2 separate regions of the Homo sapiens genome follow, and region 2 is linked to region 1. A link is an interaction called in ENCODE POLR2A ChIA-PET data of the cell type or tissue named here. Cell type or tissue: Caco-2. All regions are shown on one strand. Each heading gives the region's core, and the rest is flanking DNA. Links, peaks and the distances in the headings are about the cores only.

Region 1 (2,919 bases), core at 294-2,793:
GAATAAAATGAAAATGAACCACTACTCAGAAATAATCACTGTTAACATTTTGGTATATTTCCTTCTAGTCTGTCACCCAAGCTGGAGTGCAGTGGCTTGATCATAGCTCAATGAAGCCTCAAACTTCGGGGCTCAGGCCATCCCCCAACCTCAGCCTCCCAGTGCTGGGATTACAGGCATAAGCCACCATGCCCAGCTCCTTCCCATCTTATTTCTATGTAGACAACTATTTTCCTGTAACTGGGATCATGTGCTGTGTTACAGTTTTGTATCCCCCACTGACCTGGTATGTATATAGGATGAGCATTTTCCAATGCCATTAATATATTCTTTGAAATAGAGTTGTTAATGGCATTTTGTTTTGTTTTACTGATTGAAAGACTATACACTAAGGGAGTTAATATATTGTTGCCATTCTGGAGACAGGGAGGCCTTTGTTTTGTTTTGTTTTGTTTTGTTTTGTTTTGTTTTGTTTGAGACAGAGTCTCGCTGTTGCCCAGGCTGGAGTGCAGTGGCGCCATCTCGGCTCACTGCAGGCTCCGCCCCCCGGGGTTCACGCCATTCTCCTGCCTCAGCCCTCCCAGTAGCTGGGACTACAGGCGCCCACCACTTCGCCCGGCTAATTTTTTTTGTATTTTTGGTAGAGACGGGGTTTCACCGTGTTAGCCAGGATGGTCTCGATCTCCTGACCTCGTGATCCACCCGCCTTGGCCTCCCAACGTGCTGGGATTACAGGCATGAGCCACTGCGCCCGGCCTTGTTTGTTTTTTGAGATGGAGTCTCCCTCTGTTGTCAGGCTGGAGTGCAGTGGCACGATCTCGGCTCACTGCAACCTCCGCCTCCCGGGTTCACGCCATTCTCCTGCCTCAGCCTCCCTGGTAGCTGGGACTACAGGCGCACACCACCACGCCCAGCTAATTTTTGTATCTTTCGTGGAAATGGAGTTTTACCATATTAGCCAGGATGATCTCAGTCTCTTGACCTCGTGATCCGCCTGCCTCGGCCTCCCAAAGTGCTGGGATTACAGGTGTGAGCCACCACGCCCGGCCCTGAGTCATTCTTGAATGAATGGCTTGGCGCTGGAAGGGACTGCTGAAATGTAGATTGAGAGAGCCAGAAATTAGATCTCAATAGGCTGAACTAATGATGAAAATTTAACAATATAAAATTCAACAAGAACAAAGTTTATTCTGAAGTTAACAAAAGGATTCTGCAAAGCAATCACCTCAAACCTCTCTTGTTAGAAGACTGGGTGTGAATTACAAATAAATTATAGAAATACAGGATAGGTGAGATGTGGCTTAACAGTTATTTATTTGCTCAACATGTATTTATTGAATGTCTACTATGTGCCAAGACTTGTTTGTTCTAGGTGTTGGGGATTCAGAACAAGCCAACAACCCTGCCCTCCTATAGCTTACATTCTAGCAATATCTAGAGACAGACAATAAGCAAACGAACATACAATGGGATGTCTCATAGTGAAAACTGCTGAGACCAATGGCAGTTAACCATGGTTCACAAGAGAAAACCGTGGTTTAAGTTGGCTCTAAACTCATGAATCAACTGTGTGATTCAATTTTGAAAAAAGCCCAACTCTACCTTAGGCTGTATGAATGGAATGTCCAGCACTTGGGAGATCATGTTCCCTCTGCTATCTGATTATCAAGTTGGATCCTGGGGCACTGCATTTACACTCTAGAGAGACACTGATGAACTGGAACTTATTTAGGAAAGGATGACTAAGATCATTAGGGGTCCCGTATTGCCCCTAAACAGGCAATAGGACCAGGATCAGCGGGTAGAGGCCCCACTACCCAGAAAACAGGACCGGACCAGTGGGTAGAGGCTCCAGGAAGGAAGGTTTCAGCTCAGTAGGTCAAGGAATGTTCTAGTGGTCAGAACTGACCAGGAATGGAACAGGCTGTGAGAGGGGGTGACTTTCCCATCTCCAGAAGTATATAAGAAGAGCCTGGATTCATCTGTGTCAGGATAGCATATAATGAATCTGGTAGAAGCTTGGATCAATTTATATGTGCAGCTCCTTTTAGTTCCAGGTCATACTATGCATGAGAAGAAAAAAGGATTTTCTGTAAAGATCTTGTAATGTACATAATTCCACACTACCCACATTTTAATAGCCAACAACCACCAAGGGCATAAGCAGAATTCCAGCATGTAGAAATCACAAGTTCTCAGAACTCCTTCACTCATCATTTTATTTTATTTATTTATTTATATGAGAGGAGTCTCACTCTGTCTCCCAGGCTGGAGTACAGTGGCACCATCTCTGCTCACTACAACCTCCACCTCCCAGGTTCAAGTGATTCTCCTGCCTCAGCCTCCCGAGAGCTGGGATTACAGCACATACCATCACACCTGGCTAATTTTTTTGTTTTTATTTTTATTTTTATTTTATTGTTGAGATAGAGCTTCTTTCGCCCAGGCTGGAGTGAAGTGGTGTGATCTTGGCTCACTGCAACCTCCACTCCCCGCCCCCATCCCACCCCAGGTTCAAGTGATTCTCCTGCCTCAGCCTCCCAAGTAGCTGGGATTAGAGGCGCCCGCCACCACGCCCAGCTAATATTTGTATTTTTAGTAGAGATGGGGTTTTGCCATATTGGCCAGCCTGGTCTCCAATGTTATGCTTTACAGAAATGAAAACAAAGTCCCAGATCATGGATTATATTCAGTTGTCCTGTCTCCCCAAGTTTTGTTTAACCTGAAATGATTCCTTAGTTTTTGTCTTCCATGACATCAACATTTTTGAAGAGTGGGCAAGGAACTCTTAAGCAAAGTCAAAAAATGAGCTAATGCAGCTGGGCATAGTGGCTCAATGCCTGTAACCCTGTTTGACAGAGCCCATCATGCTCCGAATTTGACAGATGAGGAAATGCAGGCATGGAAAGGCTACCTTGC
Region 2 (2,919 bases), core at 92-2,591, 110 kb after region 1:
CCACTCTACTCTCTACTTACCACCCCCACACACATTTTCCTTCTCTTTCTCTTTGTTGTGTCTCTTAGAATTTTCTTGAGCTCTCCTTGAATCTTTACCCAGCATAGCAGGGACAACACAGTCCTGAGATCATCAAAAGGGGCCCAGATCTGCTTCTGGGTCCTCTGGGAGGGCTGCGGGTTGGCACAGCTCCAGGATGAGAAGGTCAAAGATGCCTAAAGATGCTGGGTATTGAGCCCAGTGTTTAGGTTGAATGTTTCCTGTGGACCAATACTGTGCTAGGAGGTGTGTGTCTTTAGCTCGGGGTTGGGGAAGATGGGAGCAGGAGGCAGGAGGTACAAGAGAAGCAGACCTTGTCTTAGCCTTCATTCACCCTCATTCTCTGTGCTTTTGGTTCCCAGGTGGAGTATGGCCCCTGTGTGGTAGCTAGTGACTGCTGGAGTCTGCTGCTCGAGTTCCTACAGAGTTTTCTAGGCAGCCACACACCAGGGGCTCCCGCAGTGTTTGGGAACAGACATGATGCGGTCTACGGCCCAGCAGATACCATGGTCCAGTACATGGAACTCTTCAACAAGATCCGCAAGCAGCAGCAGGTGCCGGTGGCTGGGATTCGTTAGTGATGAGCAGCTGCCAGCTGAGCTCTGTCACCAGGGGTACTCCACAGGAGGAGCAGGTGCTGACTTTCAGGTCCCTGGACCCCAGAAACCCAGGGTAGACATGGACTCTACTCTCCTTCTCTGGTTCTCAGCTGTGGCTTTTGTTCTGGGGCTGAGTCCCCTCCCCAACCCCCTGACTCTCACACATAGCCCCCCATCAGCTGTTTTACTCCGTGCCTTACTGGATTTGGCCTGTCCTCAAGAATGGTAATTATGAAGAGTGGAGAAGTTTGGACCTTGCCTCCTTTAGGGGAAAGGTAGGACAGGAATGTCCCTGCCTGGTACTGGTGGGGGAAATAGTCCGTATCCCCAACTATTAAGGATTTGTCCCAGGCCAATGGTGAACATGCTGCATTTTATGTTTGGATTGTGCTGTAATAAGAGCCTCTTCCTTCCCTCAGAGGATGTGGCTGGGCTTCTATCCTAGAGATGGAGTAGAAGGCACAACTGGTTTGATAGTTACTATTTTCTGACCTGTTTGCTGAAGTGATTTGCGAATTGACTTTCCTAGGGTGTTGCCTGAGTCCTTTGAAATCTCCTTCTGACATCTTTCCCTTCTGTTGTGAAATATGTTAAGCCACAGGCCAAACTGCTATAAGATCGAAGTTTGTTTTTTTCTCACCTAATAATAGAGAGGTAATCAGATGGTCTAGGGCAGATTTAACTCTACAAGGTTATCAGGAACTTTGTTTCCTTCTGTCTTATTCAGCCATTCCCAGTATGTTTTCTTACCCATAAGATCAAAGCAGACTCATCAGCTCCATATCTGCATTCCACTGGGGAAAGAGAGAGAGAAAAGAGCAGATTTTAAAAAAAAGATATGACTGAGCATTGCTCAGATCACTGTGGCCACACTTTGCTGAAAGAGATGCTGGGACATAGAACCTCTTATCTGGGCAGTCATGTGCTGAGTTAAAACTCAGGGATTCTGTGACTACAAGATGAAAGACAATTTGGTTGCTGAGATGCAGTTAATGGCTTCTGTTACATGGAGCTCAATGGACGTGCCCAGGAATGCTTTTGGCTGTTATTTTGCAGTTAATACCTCCTGTAACTAAAGCATTTGTTTATGAGTTGACTTGAGAGAAGGGCTGATCTCAGAGCCGCTTTGAGCTAAGTTGGATTAGTCACACTAGGAAGTTAATTCCACACCTTTCGTCTAAGTCTCAGTATTGAGGCCTCTCCAGTTCTCATGCACCCTGATCTTAGGGTTAGAATACTTGACCCTGATACCTGCACCATGCTTCATGGTTCCTGAGCTCTTTCTCCTGTTTCATTTGAGCCTCCAAACTACATATTTGGTCATATTGCCTGCCTACCCCATGCCTGCTGCAGAAATATTCATCCAGGTTAACCTTGATATACACAGAGATGGTCTTGGAGAATTGTGAATGTATGTACTGTATTGTCATCAAGGATACTGTCCCTTATTTGAAGGCATCTAAAGAGAAACTGTTTTCAGATCCAAGTGCTCAGATCTAAAGCCTCTGCAACAAGTCAGGTGGTGGTCATGTTTCCCTTCTAGTTTTGGCTGACAGGAAGCTCAGTTCAGTACCATAACTACAGAACCTGTCATCTGTATTTTTTGTTCTCACCCCGTTTTTGTTATTTTGTTTCTGGTTTTTTATATTGAGGTATGTTTTAGATATAGTTTACAAAAATAAAACGCACAGATCTTACCTTTTTGGCCTCCTGATTTACATTTGCTCTCGTCCAGGTTTATTTATTTGTATTTTTCTGTAGGCTGCAGCTTTTATGGAATGAAACAATGCATAGGCAGCATTTTGAACACAATGCATTTCCTGAAAATCTCCAGAAGTTGATCGTGGTAAATATAGACTCTCTAGACTTATGCATCATAAGGAGGGACTCTGTTCCCTAAAAGCTAAAAAGCAGTATAAAATCCCTAACTACACTTGGCTTTTATTTTGTTTTTTTATTATTATTATTACTTTTGAGATGGAGTTTTGCTCTTGTTGCCCAGGCTAGAGTGCAATGGTACAATCTTGGCTCACCACAACCTCCGCTTCCTGGGTTCAAGCGATTCTCCTGCCTCAGCCTCCCGAGTAGCTGGGATTACAGGCATGTGCAGTTAATTTTGTACTTTTAGTAGAGATGGGCTTTCTCCATGTTGGTCAGGCTGGTCTCGAACTCCTGACCTCAGGTGATCCACCTGCTTCAGCCTCCCAAAGTGCTGGGATTACAGGCGTGAGCCACCATGCCTGACCCTTATTTTATTTTATTTTTTTGCAATGGAGTTTCA

The links. ChIA-PET counts read pairs that join two places held together with the same protein. Peaks named below come from ENCODE experiments on the same cell type or tissue, not always from the same donor. Only the 100,000 strongest peaks of a DNase experiment are listed, where the experiment ranks them.
Region 2: POLR2A ChIA-PET joins it to region 1 with 5 read pairs; 5 of 35 experiments call an interaction of 5 or more read pairs at or near these places.

The regions. Positions count from the first base shown.
Region 1 is chr6:42,011,922-42,014,840 of GRCh38, reverse strand. LOC105375059 (a long non-coding RNA gene) reads right to left here. Exons shown (of 5, transcript XR_001744119.2): 4 at 951-1,092. It also overlaps a transcript of CCND3 not described here. Among named protein-coding and RNA genes, the nearest start is that of TAF8, 37 kb to the left of the region's middle. In Caco-2, for the core only: no CTCF peak of the experiment used is centred there; no DNase peak of the experiment used is centred there.
Region 2 is chr6:41,904,770-41,907,688 of GRCh38, reverse strand. MED20 (mediator complex subunit 20) reads left to right here. Exons shown (of 4, transcript NM_004275.5): 4 at 402-2,335. The coding sequence ends at 617. Among named protein-coding and RNA genes, the nearest start is that of USP49, 11 kb to the right of the region's middle. In Caco-2, for the core only: no CTCF peak of the experiment used is centred there; a DNase peak (open chromatin) is centred at 1,508.